Regions from separate parts of the Homo sapiens genome. Here region 1 is linked to region 2. A link is an interaction called in ENCODE POLR2A ChIA-PET data of the cell type or tissue named here. Cell type or tissue: PC-9. All regions are shown on one strand. Links, peaks and the distances in the headings refer to the core of each region. The heading gives the core; the rest is flanking DNA.

The links. Peaks named below come from ENCODE experiments on the same cell type or tissue, not always from the same donor. Only the 100,000 strongest peaks of a DNase experiment are listed, where the experiment ranks them.
Region 1: POLR2A ChIA-PET joins it to region 2 with 7 read pairs; 5 of 35 experiments call an interaction of 5 or more read pairs at or near these places.

What each region holds. Positions count from the first base shown.
Region 1 is chr5:172,890,741-172,906,616 of GRCh38, forward strand. It overlaps ERGIC1 (endoplasmic reticulum-golgi intermediate compartment 1), which reads left to right. Exons shown (of 10, transcript NM_001031711.3): 3 at 6,262-6,334. Among named protein-coding and RNA genes, the nearest start is that of MIR10523, 16 kb to the right of the region's middle. RefSeq lists enhancers at 10,996-11,506, 13,406-14,363, 13,844-15,043 and a silencer at 13,866-14,160. In PC-9, for the core only: no CTCF peak of the experiment used is centred there; no DNase peak of the experiment used is centred there; H3K27ac peaks cover 1,041 bases.
Region 2 is chr5:172,949,323-172,953,322 of GRCh38, forward strand. ERGIC1 (endoplasmic reticulum-golgi intermediate compartment 1) reads left to right here. Exons shown (of 10, transcript NM_001031711.3): 10 at 1,387-3,361. The coding sequence ends at 1,494. Among named protein-coding and RNA genes, the nearest start is that of RPL26L1-AS1, 8.0 kb to the right of the region's middle. In PC-9, for the core only: no CTCF peak of the experiment used is centred there; no DNase peak of the experiment used is centred there; H3K27ac peaks cover 852 bases.

The DNA of each region.
Region 1 (15,876 bases), core at 6,694-10,693, 52 kb before region 2:
CCTAGTGCCTGGTGTGGGAGAGGGAACTGCCCCCCTGATGGTCCCAGCCCTGCTGCCTGAGCAGGGTCCTGGGCCGGGCAGTCGGTCATATTGGAGTCCACTTCTCCCAGGTCAGGCCATTCTCAGTTGGGGGAGGACCTTGGGGATCCGGCTGGGCTTGTTGAAGCTGCAAGATGCCTTTGAGAGCCCTGAGGAAGGGACAGCACAGCCCCGTGGCAGGATGCATGTCACACAGGCTCTGTGTTCGGGCAGAGCAAGGTTCATCCTCCCATTTAGCAGCAGTGTGACTGAGCAAGTCACTCCCCTCTCTGAGCCTCAGTTTCCTGATCTGGGGATTAAATGTGTCCCGGGATGTGTCTTGTGCAGGGCACGTACTAACCCCTCAGTGCATGGATGACTCTCCTTTTCTTCTCACTGTCCTCCCGGAGCCTGCAACACATGAGGGCCTGTGGCCTGAGAAGCTGTGCAGCTTTGTGCCTTGACTCCCGAGGAAAGGATATGGAGGGGACCATGAGAGGAAAGAGCCTTGGTAGTTTATGAACCTGATCCAAAAAAATCAAATGAGGCTTCCTGCCCCATTCCTACCGTCCACCAGTGGCTCCATCCTCTTCCCTCTTCTCCATCTCTGCAGTCTCTCCCTTGTCTGGTATGTTTAACAGTCAGGTGTGTATTTTTCTAGAGTTTTAAAAAATATATTTAGGCTGTTTTTTTTTTTTGAGATGGAGTCTCGCTCTGTCCCCCAGGCTGGAGTACAGTGGTGGGATCTCGGTTCACTGCAACTTCTGCCTCCCGGGTTCAAGCAATTCTTGTGCCTCAGCCTCCCCGAGTAGCTGGGACTACGGATGCCCACCACCATGCCAAGCTAATTTTTGTATTTTTAGTAGAGACGAGGCTTCACCATGTTGGCCAGGCTGGTCTCGAACTCCTGACCTCAAGTGATCCGCCTGCCTCGGCCTCCCAAAGTGCTGGGATTCCAGGCATGAGCCACTGCACCTGGCCTATTTAGGCTTTGATATACCTATATCACTGTTTGAAACACAAAAGGGAGCATACTCTGCACACTGTTCTTCCCCTGCCTTTCTTCTGCTGATACATCCTGGGCACCTTTCCTGCCAGCGGATAAACAGCCACCACATTCTTCTTTCCAGCTGTGTCACATTCTGTTATCTGGCTGACCTACGGGGCCTGTGGCCAGCCCCTGAGGGTAGACATTCCCCATTCTGGTTTGTTGGAGATCCTTGTCCATATCTTTTTGTATCCTTGTACAGTTATTTCTGTAAGGTAACTTCCCTAGAAGAGGAATTACTGGGTTAAAGAGTATGTTTTTTTTTTTTTTTTTTTTTTTTGAAACTTACAAGGTCCTGCCAAAGGGCCCTCCAGGGACATGGTCTGATAGACAGTTTCAGCCACAGCACAGGAGACAGCAAATTTCCTTACACAAGAGGAAAGGCGTGAGGCATAGGAAGCCAGCCCTTAGCTACCATTTAGTGAATAAATATTTATTAACCAGGTCCTTGGGCCAGGCGCCATGCCAAGCCCTGGGACTGTGCTGATGAACGGGGCTTCCATCTTTGTCCTTGAGGAGCACACGACTGGGCAGGGCGGGCTGACTTGGACACACACCATTTCATTACTTTGTGATGGGTGCTATTAATAACTGAAGGAAAGATCAGGGCATTGGAGACTTACAGCTCAGGGTTTAAATGTTGCCTCCTCCACTTACGTGACTGTGTGACCTTGGACAAATTCCTTGACCTCTCGGAGCCTTGGGTCTCAGGTCCAGTGCCCCCTTTGGCTGGCCGTACCAGGTTTCCTACCATCAAGCCTTCTCCTGGGGTCACATTCCTACTGTCCGATGCCTGAGTCAGTTTCAGAAGAAGTCTGGAGTTAGAGAGCCTTAGAGTCTTGCCCAAACATGGACTGAAAAACCTTCATCAAGCCTTCAGTATCAGAAGGCCTTTCTGGTTGAAATAGTTTTTACCTCCTGTTGTGTTTTTTATTCATTCATTCAATAAATATTTATTTTATACCTTCTCTGAGCCAGGCACTGTGCTAGTCTCTGAGGCCACAGTGGCATTGTGACCTGGTCTCTGTCCTCCTCCTCTATCTGGGGTAAGGGTAACACACGCCATGAATGCGTGTGATCGGGACCTTTGGACCACTTGAGTCTCTGCCGAGTAGACTTGGCACTTATTGTGTCCACCTGCTGGGCTGACCAGGCTTAGTCCGAGCCTTGAAAAAGCACACAGATTTCAGGAGGCCTTTCCATCCCATCCCCCCAGCTCTGGTGCTCTGGTGTGGATAGAATTAGAACCCTGGGACACACGTCTACAAGCATGAACACGGAAAGTAGCTAGGAGACCTGAACCCATCCAAGTTAGCACTGACCTTCATGAACACATCCTGTTTTGTTTCGTTTTTTTTGAGACAGAATTTCACTCTTGTTGCCCAGCCTGAAGTGCAATGGTGTGATCTCGGCTCACTACAACCTCCGCCTCTCGGATTCAAGTGGTTCTCCTGTCTCAGCCTCCCAAGTGGTTGGGATTACAGGCGCCTGCCACCGCACCTGGCTAATTTTTGTATTTTTAGTAGAGATGGGTTTTCACCGTGTTGGCCAGGCTGTTCTCAAACTCCTGACCTCAAGTGATCCGTCTGCCTCGGCCTCCCAAAGTGCTGGGATTATAGGCATGAGCCACCATGCCCGGCAACACTCCCTATTTTGTGCCTGTTCATCATTACAGCATCCAATGGGTTGTCGGGGCTTGGGGGAGGAGGGTGTAAAAGATTCTGAAATGTGGGTCCTATATGATCCTGGTCAGAAAGTTGCAAGCTTCCAAAGCAAGGATGTTTTGCCTGCTCAGTTTTCCAAGAGGTTTAATAGCCTCAGTTTGCGGGTGAGAAAGGGAAGAACAGGAGCCAGGAAATTTGGATTGATAGCTGATCTCTTCCAGTGGATTTGTTCAGCAGCTGGAGAAAACAATTTGAAATTTATCTCTCTGCCGTTCGAAAATGAAGGAAAACACGGCCACTCAGTAAACTGATGTGGAACCTGTTTCGACATAGATTGCTGAGTGAGCAAAGCACGGTGGAAAAGAGTGTGCCCATTACGCTGCTGTTCACTTAGGGGGATATATATATATATATATATATATATATATATATATATGTGTGTGTGTGTGTGTGTGTGTGTGTGTGTATATATATATATATATATTTAAATGTCCATGGATGGACACATGAAACTGTAACAGGGAATCGGGGGCTGCAGATCAGGAGAGACAGACTCACTTTTTTTATACAGCTGGATTTTTTTTTTTTTATAATACGCATTGTTAACTATTTTTTTCTTTAAAAAATTTTTTTTTCTCACTGTCTTATGGTGCTGATGATACTTTTTTTTTTTTTTTTTTTTTTTTAAGTAAAACCTTTGAATGCTTCCCCGGTACAACTTTTTCTTTTTTTTTTTTTTTTTTGAGACGGAGTCTTGCTCTTTTACCCAGGCTGGAGTGCAGTGGCACGATCTCGGCTCACTGCAACCTCTGCCTCCTGGGTTCAAGTGATTCTCCTGCCTCAGCCTCTGGAGTAGCTGGGACTACAGGCGCCTGCCACAACACCTGGCTAATTTTTGTATTTTTAGTAGGGACGGGGTTTCACCGTGTTGGTCAGGCTGGTCTCGAACTCTTGACTTCGTGATCCGCCCGCCTCGGCCTCCCAAAGTGCTGGGGTTACAGGCATGAGCCACCGCGCCTGGCCAACTTTTTCAAAGTTTGGGAGAAATTGGGAGTAATTCTAGTATCCCCCATGTCTCAGGGTGGTTGGAGAGACTCAGTGAGCAGTCTGGGGACATCCTGCCCTTCACTCGGAGCCTAAGTTCTTGAGGTTCCTTTTCTCAGGGCTTTGCCTCTAAAACATATGGCTTCCAGTCCTGCCTCTCCTGCCACCACACAGTGAAGCCATGGGCCAGCCTCCTTGTCTCACTGTGCCTCCATTTCCACACCCTTAACATGGGCACCGCCCCCCTCAAGGTGGTGGGAGTGTGAAGTGACAGGACATCTGTTAATGCAGTCACAACAGGGCACATAGTAAGTGCCCAGCAAACACTCTCTTTCTTCTCCCTTCCCTCGGAATGCATCTTTGGCTGTTTGTTTTGAAGACAGATAGATGGCTATTTGCTTTGAAGATAGATCAATCAATCGATCAATGTTTGGCTGTTTGTTTTAGATAGGTAGATAGGCAGATCGATATATGTAAATAGATACAGACTAAGAAAAATAATAGAGATAACTGGCTGTCACATCCGTGACGCTGGCTCTGCCAGTCCAGGTGCAGGCTGCGGAGAATGCAGCAGAATCAGCAAGAGGGATTGGGAAGTCTTCTTTGCAGGAAACTAAGGGTCAATCAATGTGTTGAATCACTTTCCCCAGATCACCAAACCCTTCCCACATCTCTCTGATGTAAGTCCTACTCATGAGCTGATGCTCAGGTAATTATTACCTGCCGGGCTCTGTTTCAAGCTCAATCCTTGTGTTGCTGAGATCCTCAGAGAAGCCCTATAAGGCAGGTACTACCATTGCTGCCATTTACAGGTGAGGAAGTGGAGGCACAAAGAGGTTAAGTAACTCACTTAGGGCCATGCAGCAGGTGAGCAGTGGGGCCCCAGCGCAGTCCTTAGTGAGCTCTTGCCCACTAAGTGCCTCTGGGATAAACTCAGGTGTGGCGTATTCAGCCCTCATTTTGTATCCTGGGAGCTGACTCTCTGCCGTACACAATACCTGTTAGGCCCCAGCCCCAGGCCAGGCACTGGAACTCCAGAGTATTTGTCTTTCTGGATATCAGTCTAGTGGGAGAAACGGCCACAGATAACCGATAAAATGTGGGACATGTTCAAGCAGAGGCTGGGAACACAGACAAAAGAGTGACCAGCTCCACCTCTGGGAGTAGGGGAAGCTTCCCATCAAAAGGGACATGTGAGTCGGGCCTGGGAGGATGAGTAGGAGTTCAGCAAGCAGAGAGGATAACCATGGAGGAGGAGGGATGATGAGTCCAGGCAAAGGAACAGAAATGAAAGGCATATTTAGGGAATAGCATGCAGCTCTCTGTGGGTGGGTGGTTAGACATTGTGGGGAGTGTCAGGAGATGGGGCTGGTGAGTGGAGTTGAGGGCCGGACTCTGGGGCACTTGTTATGTCCTGCCCCCAAGGAGTGACTCCAAGGTCCACAAACCCCAGTGTCTTTAGGTGCCAGGCAGATGAGAGAAAGACAACAGACATGGCCGACCCCAGAACTCTGTTCTACACTCTGCATTTTAAACATATTGGACCGGCCGGGTGTAGTGGCTCACACCTGTAATCCCAGCACTTTGGGAGGCTGAGGCGGGCGGTTCACTTGAGATCAGGAGTTCAAGACCAGCCCGGCCAACATGGTGAAACCCCGTCTCTACTAAAAATAAAAAAATTAGCTGGGTGTCGTAGCAGGCACCTGTAATCCCAGCTACTTGGGAGGCTGAGGCAGAAGAATCGTTTGAACCCAGGAGGTGGAAGTTGCAGTGAGCCGAGATTGCGCCACTGCACTCCAGCCTGGGCAACAGAGTCTCAAAAGTAAAGAAATAATAAGCATATTGGACCATTCTTCACTTCCATAAAGAATTATTTCTTCTCTTGAAGCACCGCTGTCTATAGCCCCTTCTAAGGACAGGGGCACCGTGTGGATGGCACCACAGAGGGTGGTGAGAAACAGCCACAGACTCTGCCTCAGCCTCAGAACCAGAGAGGCAGAAGGGAGTGGTGGGGCCTGTGGCAAACTCATGGGCTCCGACCCTCCGTGGGAACAAGGGTGAGATGTTCTGGAGAAGCCAGAATGCTGGCCTTTTATGTGAAATCTGCTGACTGTTCAAGGTGGACTCCAGATTGTGAAATATGTTGTCACTCGAGCCAAACAGAACACATTTGTGGGCCACCGGTTTGCAGCCTCTACTTTTGGCTGGCCTTTGCATTAAAGAGCTCTCCTGGAAGGAAGCGGGGCCAGCCCCAGGAGGATTGCTCATGTCGGCAGGTTGATCCACACCTGGAGGCCAGACCAGTACCCCAAAGGCAGGGGGTGGGGCTGCTTCATATTGAGGCTCGAGTCAGAAGGGGCTCTGGAGGGTCTGTGGGCACAGCCCCACACCCTTGTCCTGGGGCCTCTTTCCTCTTCCCTCTAGGCTGGTCTCCCTTCGTCAGTGCCCACCACCCTTAACAGTTTGCATTTCTGTTGTTTCTTCCAGTCTCCATCTGCTGCTGCCTCTTCATCCTCTTCCTCTTCCTCTCGGAGCTCACCGGATTTATAACGACAGAAGTGTAAGTCATACTTTCCCGATGGGGCATTCCAGGATGTTCTGGGACCCCAGACAAGAAGAGGGAGGGGTCTTTGGCCAGGTTTGGTGGCTAACACCTGTAATCCCAACACTTTGGGAGGCCGAGGCGGGCGGATCACCTGAGGTCAGGAGTTGGAGACCAGCCTGGCCAACATGCTGATACCCTGTCTACACTAAAAATACAAAAATTAGCTGGGCGTGGTGGCGGGCACCTATAATCCCAGCTACTGGGGAGGCTGAGGCAGGAGAATTGCTTGACCCTGGGAGGCAGAGGTTGCAGTGAACCAAGAGTGCGCCACTGCACTCCAGCCTGAATGACAAAGCAAGACCCTGTTTCAAAAAAAAAAAAAAAAGAGAGAGAGAGGAGTCTTAAAAAGGAGAGCAAGTTCCAAACCTTCCAACTTCTGTCTCCAGGCCTGTGGCATCGGTTGCTCTTCTGTTTCTTAAAAGGACTTTAAAGTGAGAGCAAAAGTGAATATTGCCTTGTTAAAGCTGAAGGGAACATTTTGGTTCCATTCCGTGGGGGTTCTCCTGGGCTCAAAGATGAACAGAAATAATTTGCACATCTCTGCCATCCCTTTGTTTGGCCAGTGGGCTTTTTTTCCCTCTGAATCATCACAGGGTCATTTGATGTGAGAGCCGAAGAGTTCAGTGAAACTAATGGGTACAGCTTCCTACCGGAGGGGGCGAGGTTGCTGACATCAGCGCCCGGCCCCCTGGACTAACCCCCTTCCCATTTCTCAGGCCCACACTTGGTGAGGAATCGGTGCAGGCTTCCTGGCAGTGGCTGACGCAGAGTTAAACCATTCCTGATTCCTAGAATTATCTGTTGTCTGGATAACCTAGTAAACGCTCTGGGGTGTGTGTAACAGAATGCCATTAGGATTATGCAGTCACGACCTCATCGGACGCCCCTCTGTGATGGAATTAGACCCAGGAGCTTCCTGCCTTTGGCACTGGCTTGAGGCTTCAAAGCCTCTTCATTTCTGTGTTTACAGCCCGGAAAGTCATCACGGAGCTCGGCCCTGGCCACCCACTCTCCTGCTCAACACTGGAATTTTCTTTTTCACTAATGGGATTTCTTGGTTTCCTTTGCCTCCACTCAGCCACAAGACAATAGGAAACTAAATACATAGCTGCTTAGCCCAAGAAGACTCTCATTATACAAGCATTACCACCTTTAGTTCTCAAACAGCCTCAGGAGGGAGCTGCCCCCTCTTTACAAAGAGGAAATTGAGGCCCAGGGAGGTGGAGGGACCTGCCCACAGCCATACAGTTAGGAGCTGGCTCCCAGCCCTGCCTATCTCCCTAGCCCACATGTGTTTGACCAGCACACTGAAAGGCCTATGAGACAGGAGGGCTGGTCTCACCTTGTTTCTGGGTATACCTTTCAGCCCTCCCCTGGCATGGGAGAGTTTGCCTTTCCTGGTCACTCTGATCCTGTTTTAACCCTGATGGCGCCAAAGCCCAGGGGACCTTTTACAGTGGTGGGAAGAGTACAAGATAAGGCATTGGGAGACCCAGGGCCAGGTCTCTGCTTAATTACTACTTTGCTGTGTGACCCTATGCAAGTTGCCGAACCCCTCTGGGTCTCAGTATTGGTAGCCAAATGAAGGAGAGTAGACCAGAGTCAGAGCTCCCTTCCAGCTCTGGGAGAGGTTGGTCTGCTTCCCAAGACATGACCCTGTGGCCATGCAGGGTTCGAAGAAGGGGTTTTATTCCCCCCAGGCCTCTAATGGGAGATGGCCATGTCCAAGTCAAGCATCTTCCCCTCTGTACAACTCAGTCACTGGACATCTTAGGATCACCCTATCATGAATCAGAGCTCGAAGCAGGGAGAGCGGCAAGAGGTTGAGACTTGCTAATGTTATGAGGTACCTGTTGTATGCCAGGCACCCACTGGCCTCTGCAGGCTGTACCCCACCCTCTAGGAGGGGACCTGCTTGGCTTGGCAGGCCTGTCATGTTCTGAGCAAGGTGACAGAGGCACACATGTGTCATCTGCTGAGACCAGGCACCAGGCAGGTGGCTTTATGTGCTGTGGGCAGGACACCAGCAGGTGCAAAGGGCCTCAGGCAGGGATGACCTGGTGTATGTGAAGGCAGGAAGAAGGCCAATCAGCCAGGTCAAAGTGAGCAAGCGGAGAGGGTAGGAGGTAGAGCAGGCAGGACGGAGAGGGGCCAGGCCTTCTGAGCTGCCAGGTAGAATTGGGAGTTACTTCTTTTTTTTTTTTTTTTTTTTTTTGGAGACGGAGTCTCGCTCTGTCGTCCAGGCTGTAGTGCAGTGGCGTGATCTCGGCTCACTGCAAGCTCCGCCTCCCGAGTTCAAGAGATTCTTGTGCTTTGCCTCCTGAGTAACTGGAATTACAGGCAAGCACCACCATGTCCAGCTAATTTTTGTATTTTTAGTAGAGACAGCCTTTCACCATTTTGGTGAGGCTGGTCTCGAACTCCTGACCTCAAATGATCCACCCGCCTCAGCCTGTAATCCCAGGCTGGGATTACAGGCGTGAGCCACTGCGCCTAGCCTGGGACTCACTTCTTGATGATGAGCTCGTGGAGCCCAGGGCTGGACCTGCACACTCACTGCTCTGTGGCTCCACACATGGAGGAGCTGAAAACGCCAGTGGTAGACACAGTCAACAAGCAAACAAAACTAGACTGTATCGATCAGGGGCAAGTACTCCAAAGACAAGAACTAAAGCAGGGCAGGAGGTAGAAAATGAGATGGCTGCAGGTACATGATATTTTATGAGGATCAAACAAGATTATTTAGCTGAAAGCTAACTTAATATAGTGCGGCTATACTTTAATATCATAAGGTCCATATCTCTTCGTGCATTTATTCATTTCCTACATAGTCTGCATCTAACTCTAAAAAGGTTTTAAGGCCGCTCCGCACCAGGCATATAAGTACTCAGGGAATGTGAATTCCTTGTCCCCTCTTCCGCTTTGAGTTAAGAAGATGCCTCTCTTGCCTGCTGCTGACAGCGTGTGGGGTGGCATTCCCAGCTCATCCCACATGAGGTGGGGCACTGAGGCAATGGGCTGCCAACAAGTGAGTTTTGACGTCACAGCTTGAGGCTCGAGCAGGTGGGGCCCCACCCGCAGAATGCCCGGGAGCATTGGGGAAGGGCCCTTCCAGCAAGCCCAGACAACTCATGCAGCTTCCCAAGGGCAGGGCTGCTTCTTTCTGAAGAGCACAGTGTGTTCCCACTGCTCCCCATTCCCCCGTGCCAGGACTTCCTCTCCCTCTCTCCCAGCGGCATCCCGGACGCTCTGATCCCACCGAGTCCCTGGAGAGGTACAAAGCTTAGGGATGAGGGGAGGAAGGGGGCCAGGTGCAGTGGCTCACACCTGTAATCCCAGCACTTTGAAAAGCCAAGGCCAGAGGATCACTTAGCCCAGGAGTTCGAGACCAGCCTGGACAACACAGTGAGATCCTGTCTCTGCAAAAAAATTTTAAAAACATTAGTTAGCCGTGGACACACACACCTGTAGTCCCAGCTACTTGGGAGGCTGAGGTGGGAGGATCACTTGAGCTCAAGAGATCCAGGCTGCAGTGAGCCATGATTGCACCACGGCACTCCAGCCTGGGAGACAGAGCGAGACCCTATCTCAAAAAAAAAAAACAAAAAAAAACATGAGGACATTTTTTGAGCATTTGCCTTGAGTCCAACCCTGTGCTAAGTCAGCGGCTGGAGAGAGGGAGGGAGGCAGAGATGAATAGAGAGATCTGTCCGGAGCTGAGGCCAGATGCTCCAGCTATGAAGATGCAGTGACCCTAATGTCCCCTTCCCTCCTTACTAAGGTATAGGAGTTGCCCGAAGGGCCTCCGCAGGATGAGCCCTAAGACTTACAGAGCAATCGAGAGGAGAAAGCATCACATCTTTGGGGTCTTCCAGTTGTCAGAAGCTTGTGGCCCCCAGGAAGCCCTACAGGTTTGGGAACAACTGAAGGTCACAGTTCTCGTCTTCTGGGTGGCTGGCCCTCTGTGGCAGGTTTGTGGCCACAGTGGGGTCAGTGCCCCCTCCCGCCACCATGAGATTGTAACTTAAGGAAATGAGGTCACCGTTGGTTGGATCAACATGGCTCCAGCCCCAGCCTGTGGTTATCAGTGACATAAGACGCTTATTCTGGCCTGGGCCTGGTGGGGGGTGAGGGGGAGGCACATTTGTTTGGGTGGTTGGGCTCCAACCTGGCTTTGGACAGGCCGTTAATTATCCTTGGGAAAGAGGCCCCACAGAGTGTTCTGAAACTCCGTGTTTTCAGGGAGCAGGCCCCTCCTCAGGCAACCTGGCCACAGAATGTTCCAGCCTCTGACTGCCCAGTCTCTGACTGCTCTGAATAATTATTAACCTCATGAGGATTTATACTAATAAAATATAGTAACTGGAACTCTCCACTGATAGTTTATAATGTAATATAACTCATGGTACCTTCCATACTATAACTCATGGATTTATAGTGTGCATGCCAACACCTAGGTCAGCACTTTATTTTTATTTTTATTTTTTGTTTGTTTGTTTTTTGAAACAGGGCCTCATTCTGTTGCCCGGGCTGGAGGGCAGTGGCTCAATTATGGCTTAATGTAGCCTCGACCTCCAGGGCGATCCTTCTGCCTCAGCCTCCCGAGTGGCTGGGACTACAGGCATGAGCCACCATGCCTGGCTAATTTTTTAATTCTTTGTAGAGACAGGGGTCTCCCTGTATGTTACCCAGGCTGGTCTCAAACTTCTGGGCTCAAGCAATTCTCCCACCTTGGCCTCCCAAAGTGCTGGGATTATAGGCATGCAGGCTGCCCCCGGCAGGTCAGCACTTCATGATGGTCATCTCATTGGTCATCGCAGAACCCCTTGAGGCAACTACTACTGTTCACCCCATGTTACAGCTGGGGAAACTGAGGCACCAGGCGGCCAAAACCACATGAAGCACTAAGTGGTGTAACTGGAGTCAAACACGGGTCTGTGATGCTGAAGCCCAGGCTCAGCACCTCCCCTCTGTTGTACCCCACTTCCCTGGCCCCAGCATTTCAGGGCCCCAGGCTCATGGGAGCCACTGCTTTTTGATCAGAATAGTTGACTGGAGGACTTGGATGCACCCTTCTAGGGTGAGGTGGCCAAACAGGCAGATGGAAGCCTGGGAGGTGGGAGCTTGGAGGTCACCTGGAGGTCACGGTGTTCTCACAGGCTCCCCGTAGGAGGCCCGGAGTGGGGAGCAGTGGCTTAACCAGGAGGAGGAGCTGGAAGTCTCCAGGTTGCCTGCCTTGAGCCTGGGTTGTGAGCCAGGCTGGGTAGAGGGCCCCAGGCATCCCATTAAGGAGCATGAAGGACATTGCTCTTAGCAATAGGAGGCCTGAGGGCGTCTGAGTGTGGAGTGACGGGTTTATGTCTCAGACAGCTCACCCCTTGTGAAGATGGGTTTGGTGTGGGGCCACCCAGAGGCCAAAGCCCTGGTGGGAGCTGGGGGATGACCCAAGTCAGAGGGGCCGAGGGTGCTGGGACTTTGGCTTTGGAGCAGGGGTGGGCAGAACCCGGTGACTGGCTGTCGAGGGATGTATTTTAGACATCCACCTGGTTGGTAATAGATGCACATACTTTTACCTGGACGACTCAGGATTTGAAACTCAAGGCTCCGGAGCACGTGCTTGCAGAATCTCCATCCCTCCCTCCACCCCACCCCAAGCCCTTGCGGCAGGCCTCACCGCCGCCTAAGTTTCCATTCGATCAAATTTTGAAGCATAGAGGTCAGAGACTTCAGGCAGGAATCTGAACTATTTAAGTGCTCTTCAAAAAGCAAATAAAATTGTTTTGTATAGATGTCATCGAACTCATGCCTCAGACTAGAATTTCAAGGCCCTCCACCACATTCCATTTACACTCCCCCCACCCACACCTCCCCAGGCCCTTGCGTACCTCTCCCTACAAGGCCACTGTCCACCCACACCCCCACCCTCCCACGCACTCGCCTGACTCCCTGACGCCATCTGGCGTCCCCCACCTGGAATGTGCTCCCGACTGCTCCACCAGCGCGTGCCTTCCCTGCATCCTGGGAGTTCTGCTGAGGACTCCCTCCTCCACTCAGGCTCATTCCACTGAAGTTTGTGAGCACACGCTCTGTGCTGAGGCTCAGGGAGCCCTCGTCCTGGGGGTGTTGACGGGAGTGGGAGAGGCTTGTGGGACAGACGCAACTGGACCCCTAAGCACCCCTGTACCCTGCAGGCACCTGGGCCCTGGTGGGAGGGGACACACCTGAAGATTATGAAAAAGGACTAGGATGCCTGCATCACATGTCCACTGAGGGCCACCGGCCCCTCAGCTTTTCACCGATTCCCATCCCATCCAGGCAGTGCAATGCCTTGGAAAGAGCATGGGCTCTGGGCCCCCTGTCCCTGGGCTCAGATCCTGCCTCTGCCTCCTCTTGGTCCTATGATCTTGGCCAGCCAGCTGTGCTCCTCTGAGCCTGGTTTCATCGACGTGAAGGGAGAATAGTACCCTTATTAAACACTGGATCAACTCCTTGAGCATCGATATTAATAATAATGATAAAAACCATGGACATTTATTGAGCACTTACTGTTTACTAAGACCACACTTAGCATTGCTCTTGTTCTCATTTGATCTTCTCAGCAACCCCATAGCAACCCCTATGATTGTCCCCATTTTACATCTGGGGAAACTGATGGATGGGAAGCCCCTTGCCCAAGTCAATCAGCCAAGAGGTGGCAGAGCCAGGATTCGAACCCTGGTAGCCTAGGCTTTGAACCCTGGTAGCCTAGGCTTCGAACCCTGGTAGCCTAGGCTTCCCCTGCACTGCTGTATTTTCTTTACCAAGAAGGGTGTGGAATCGGCCCTCAAGAGAGAGATGAGTCTCACACATACACACACACACACACACACATTGACTCACACTAACATACACACACTCACTCACTCTCCTGCCCTGGGGCAGCCAACAGCTTGACCTGGCAGTCATCCAGCAGCCCTGTGAAGTAGACGGAATCTTTATCCTTATTTTCCTCTTTTTCTCTCCTTTCCTCTCTCCCTCCTTCCTTTCCTTTCTTATTTTCTTATTTTAGTGAGGTATGTGTAACTTACATACAGCAAAGCATACAAATATTAAGGTAGAGGCCTGATGAATTTTCACCTGTGTTTACACACGTAACCATCACTCTGATGAAGACATAATACATTCTGTCACCAAAGAAGGGTCCCTTGAGCCCCTCCCAGTCAGTAGCCCCCACCACTATTATTCTGACTTCCATTGCCATAGATTAATTTTGCTGATTTTCGAACCGATTGAAAGCTTTTCCAGTTTTACAGATGAGGAAACTGAGGCTCAGAGAGGTGAAGCAGTGTGTCCTAGGTCTCCCAGCTCCTAAGTGGCAGAGCCAGGAGGTGAGCCCACACCGGTCTGCCACTGCCCCCATAGGCCTTCCCACTGCCCACACTGGTGACAGGGGAGTCAGGCCCATGGAAGTCCTCAAACCACAATGAATCCACAAAAAACATTTCCTTTTCTTCCAGGTGGGTTGATTTCTGGCAGCCCGTTGGCCTTTTAAAATCAGTTCAGCCCTAGCCAATGAAGTTAGTTAGCCTTGGCAGGCCCCTGCCATGGGGTGGTTGTGGGTGAGCTCGTGGCGCTGGCTGGGGTGGCAGGAAGCCAGCAGCCCTGGAACATTTGCCTTGGACACGAAGGCGAAGGCGGCTTTATTGACCTCATCAGGCAGCCCAGGTGATTGAATTGTGTTTATCTCACAGCCTGGGGCCCTCCAGGAAGGAGCCTGGGAGCAGCCAGTTCTGGCCTTACATAACCAGCCTGGCCAGAGCGCCTCAGGCCGTCCCTGCCCAGCACCGCAGCCCCCTTGTTCTGGGTGGCCCTCTAGCCCTGCGGAGCCTGTTCTCTGCTTATTCTGGTTAGGAAGACAGGGACCCACGCCTGGGAGAGGCTTCTTGGGGCCTTGTGGGTGAGCTCACCTTGGCGCCACACCTGGGATTCACTTTGCTCTTGGCTGAGGTCACCTCCAGAGGGTTGCCAGTGGATGACATCATCCCACAATCCCTCAGTGCTGTGCGGAGGCCCAGCCTCGCCAGGTGGGAAAGGTGAGTTGCTTCAAGGAAGAGTCTCAGGCAGCTTCCTGGCTGGGAAGGGAAGCCCAGGCTCTCCTTAGTTGACTGTGTGTTAATCACCCAGCAATTTCATTACTCAACAGCTCTCCAGAGTTGCACATTACAGCTGGGGTAGAAATTGGGTGCTGAAGGCCAGGCAGAGCATTTGGCTGTAGGGAGGCCGATCCTCCTCGGGCCTGTTACCGGCGGGTCTTTGTTCTTAGACCTGGGGTTCTTGGCCTCACGGATTCCAAGGAATGGAACGTTGGGCCATGCGGTGAGTGTTACAGCTCTATTGGAAGCCGTGGGTCACGGAAGAGAACTGTGGAACCCAGCGACTAGTGTGCAGCTCATTTAGGACAAACCCGGGCACTTAGCCACGCAGGAACAATGGCCAGCCTCTAGTCCGATCAGGAGCGGCAATGGGAGCCTCGCTGAATAAGCACAGCGGACACCCTGCCGGATCCAGAGGGGTGGAAGTCAGCGGTGGGTCTGTGACGACTGCGATCAGCACCACGAGCTAAAGCTCAGCTCGAGCCGGAACACAGACCAGAAGAGTGTGTAGTTGCAAGACTTAATAGAGTGAAAACAGAACTCCCATACAAAGGAGGGACCAAAAGGGGGTTGCCCAATCCAGCTCGAATGCCTGGGTTTATATCCCCATCATTGTCCCTCCCCCTGTGCTCTCAGGCGATAGCTGATTTGACTGTTTCTTTACCTCCTGCTTTTAGCCTAATTGGTATTTCAGTGAGCTCCCTTTACTACCTGATTGGTCAGGTGTGAGCTGAGTTAGAAGCCCGGTGTTTAAAGGTGGGAGTGGTCACCTTCCCCAGCTAGGGTTAGGAATTCTTATTTGGCCTAGGAAATCCAGCTAGTCCTGTCTGTCATAACCTCCTGGGCTCCTGTTTGCCTCTCTCCCTCCAGCTCCTTTGCTCTTGGTGGCCTCTGATTGGGGCCAACACTACAAGCAAGGTCAAGCGCAGGTCCGTGTCTCCCCTCTCCCATCCTAAGGCTTCCCAGGACCAGGGCCCTCCTTCATTTTCTTCCTTGACCCTGATGCTGAGGAGAGGGCTGGGAGGCAGCCTGAGCTGTGGAAAGGCTGGGTTGAGATTCTAGCTCGGCCATTTCCTAGCATGTGACTCCGGGGATGGGACACACCCTCTCCGAGCCTGTTCCCTGGTTTTAAGATGGGGCTCAGGGCATTTCACAGGCGCACATGGGACAGCATGAATGCACGTAGTAGGCCTCCCCCAGCTTAACGAGTGGAGGCCCATCTGTTGCACTCTTGTCTCTGGGAATATCCTTGTGGGCCCCACAGAGAAGCCCCAGGTGTCTTTTCAGAGCCCACCGTTCCTTGTGAACAGCATCACACCGGGTGCTAGGGGCGCAAAGATGTGGTCTTAGTAAAAACGAAATTCC
Region 2 (4,000 bases), core at 1-4,000:
GGCATTGGACGAGGGATTCAGGGTCTCTGTGCCTCAGTTTCCTTGGCTGTGAAATAGTCTAAGAATAGTACCTACTGCCTAGGGTTGAGCTGGGGATTCACTGGGGTGGTAGGCATGGAGCACTGTAACCCACCTGGCCCAGGGAAGGTGCTGTGTAAGTACTGTGTATTTTGTTGTGGTTAGTATATTATGATGTGGCAGACAGTTATGAAGTACAGACATAACAGGTGACATTCATTATCCTCCTGCTACCGCCATTCTCAACCAGGGGCAATTTTGACATCTGGGGACATTTGGCAATGTTTGGAGACATTGTGGTTGTCACAGCGTGGCGGGGGGGGGTATGATTGGCATCTCCTGGGTAGAGGCCAGGGATGCTAAATCCTTCTGCAAAGGACAGCCCCTGTGGCAAAAAATTCTCTGGCCCCAAATGTCAATGGTGCCATTAGAAACCTTGCCCTGGCCAGGCACAGTGGCTCATGCTTGTAATCCCAGCACTTTGGGAGGCCGAGGCGGGTGGAGCACGAGGTCAGGAGATCAAGACCATCCTGGCTAACACGGTGAAACACCCCCACCCTGTCTCTACTAAAAATACAAAAAATTAGCCAGGCGCGGTGGCAGGCAGCTGTAGTCCCAGCTACTCGGGAGGCTGAGGCAGGAGAATGCCGTGAACCCGGGAGGCGGAGCTTGCAGTGAGCTGAGATCACGCCACTGCACTCCAGCCTGGAAGACAGAAAAAAAAGAAAAAGAAAAAGAAACCTTGCTCTAATAGAAGCTTTCTGGTAGCACCAAAGGCCTCTCTGTCCTTTGTAGCACTTGCCTTGGCTATAATTTTGCATTTATTGGTATGATTATTTGCTTACTACCCATCAAGTCCCAGGATGCCATTTCTTGGCTGTGTGACCTTGGGCCCCTGGGACTGCCTTTCAGAACCTCCATTTCCTTCATCTGCAAATGGGATTGTAAATATGTGATAAATTCAGAGTTGAGGTTAAGACCACAGGCTCCAGAGTTAAGACGTACCTGTGTTCAAGTTGCATCTCTGCTAGTGGTGAACTTAGGCAAGTCACCTGATGAACCTCAGTTTCCTCCGCTGTGAAATGGGTCTAATAATTCCCTTCCTCATTCAGAGGGTGAATATGGGAATTAAAGGAGCTCATAATGGTGAAAATTATTTTATTATTATTAAATCCACCATCCAACAACTGGTTTTCTTTGAGCCCTAAGTATGTTCCGGACTTGGTGACTATGTAGTGGGTATTATGGGCTTAACGGGCAATGTCTGCCTTGCAGAGCCCATCATCTCATGATGTGGGAGGGGTCTGGCCTGGTTCATCCTCCAGCACTGACTTCTGACACTCCCACCCCACCCCTGCCCTCTTGCAGATCTGTGCCATCATTGGCGGGACCTTCACCGTCGCCGGCATCCTGGACTCATGCATCTTCACAGCCTCTGAGGCCTGGAAGAAGATCCAGCTGGGCAAGATGCATTGACGCCACACCCAGCCTAATGGCCGAGGACCCTGGGCATCGCCAGCCTTGCCTCCAGTGCCCTGTCTCCTTTGGCCCTCAATCTGGTCCCAAATCTGGCTGTGTCCCAAAGGGTGTGTGGGAAGTGGGGGGAAAGTAGAGGATGGCTCGATGTTTTGCAGCTACCTCTTTTCCCCGTGTTTCTTTTTAGACAAATTACACTGCCTGAAGTTGCAGTTCCCCTTTCCCTGGGGAGCCCCAAGAACAGAGTCAGGCAAGGGGTGGGGAGTCCAGGGATCTTGGGGACCCCTCCTAGGAGAGCTGCAGTCTCTTCCCTCAGGGGAACATCCCAGAATGCATATCGATCAGCTCTCAGCCAGGCTTCGACAATCTCGCAGCCCCCACTAGGTGGACACATTAATGATTTGGTTTCTCCCCTGGGCAGCCAACCTGCCCCAGAGGCACCAGACCTGGGCTTTCAGCTTTGGGACCAGGCTGCCCAAAGGTACTCCTTTATACACCCGGCACCTTCCACGAAAGATGGTACTTCCCAAGCAAGCCCCTATGATTTGTCACTATAGATGGAACCCTGACTTCTGCCCCATCCCTTCCTGCCCAACCTAGAACCCAGGCCTCAAGTCTTTACCCCACCCCTTTCTTGTTCTTCCAAGAAGCAGATGCCCAGTTGCTCAGCAGCAGCGGTAGAGACTTGAATCTGCCCACCAGTCACAAGGCGGGTCACAGATTCCTCTTCCTCTCTTCTCCTCGTTCCTCTGAACCCTCCACCAATGTGCCTCAGCCTGTGTGCTGTGTGGCAACAGCATTCTGGTTCCCACTGCCAAGATCTCCCACCACTCTGCTGGGATCTGCAGTGGCAGGGAGTGGGGGTTGTGTAAAGGGGAAGTCATCTTTTGAGATCCAGATAGACATGGTTTGTGCACTTACGTCCAGATGGGAAGCATCCTTCCTGCAACCCTAAAATAATCATGCAGCCTCTCAGACGGACGCCATCGGTCCCAAGGCCTTAGGTGGAGGAAGCAAAGCAGGCCAGGCCTGTCCTGTCCGTGGACCTCTACCTTCTGGACTCCCTACGGGTGCAGAGCACTTGGGTTTCTCTACAGCCATCGTGGCCCACTTGACACTGTGCTCCTCCATCAGCTGGTCACATGCCAACACGTTCCCAGCCCCTGAGGCAGCTCCAGGGTGCCCCACCTGCTCCTGAGGTGGGTCCCTACCCTGCTGCTCCTCTTCATCCTTTCCCTTTTGTCCTGAAAGGGAGGAGCAATGGTCCAGGCATTAATTCCACCCAGGGAATTTTAGCTATGCCCTCATGTCCCAGGGAGAGAGCCACACGCCTGTTTTCCATTTATAGCAAGATTGTTTGCATACTTTTGTAATGAAGGGGAGTGTCCAGTGGAAGGATTTTTAAAATTATCTTATGGATAGCTCAAGTCTCTGCCATTTGTAATTTTTGGCTCTAAGCTCCGATTGGAGACGCTTCTCCTTGTGCATGTGAGTTGACTGATGTTGTGAGTGTAAATGCATTTGGTTATTTCTGGTATCGGTGGCCACTTGGATGGATTTTTTTACATTCTGTTCCCCAGTTACAGGAAGGAGTCCCTTTGGTGTGTGAATATGTGTGCCTGTAGAGGGTGGGGCAGGGTGGGGTGGGGATGGAAATGTGTGGCATGCACATGAGTTGAAATTCTTTTATGCATTTTTTTGAAGAAAAAAAAAAAAACAACTCTGAGGACATAGGGGATGTCAGTTTCCTATGGAAGAGACACCTCTGACCCGTTATTCTTATAATCAAAATCTGAAGGGAAAAAAATGTTTTAGTTCTTTCCCCACTCGTTGGGTTCAACTAGATTAAAAGGCTGATTTTCAGAAATATTATGGTGTGATTCTTTCTACCTTGACTGGGGCTGGGTGACCCAAAGGCTGGAATCACAGCCAGAATGGAATTCACTTCTAGAGGAGAGAAGGTAGAAGAGTTGAAAAGGAGATCTGTGAGGATGATCAGAAAGTCAAACCCCGGCCAGGCACGGTGGCTCACGCCTGTAATCCCAGCACTTTGGGAGGCCGAGGTGGGCCAATCAGGAGGTCAGGAGATCGAGACCATCCTGGCTAACATGGAGAAACCCCGTCTCTACTAAAAATACAAAAAATGAGCCAGGTGTGGTGGCGGGCGCCTGTAGTCCCAGCTACTCCAGAGGCTGAGGCAGGAGAATGGCATGAACCCAGAAGGCAGAGCTTGCAGTGAGCCGAGATCGTGCCACTGCACTCCAGCCTGGGCGACAGAGCGAGACTCCATCTCAAAAAAAAAAAAAAGTGAAACCCCCTTTGGCCAGGTGCAGTGGCTCACACCTGTATTCCCAACACTTTTGGGAGGCAGAGGCGGGTGGATCACCTGAGGTCAGGAGTTCAAAACCAGCCTGGCCAACATGGTGAAACCCCATCTCTACTAAAAATACAAAAAATAGCTGGGCGTGGTGGCAGGCACCTGTAATCCCAGCTACTCAGGAGGCTA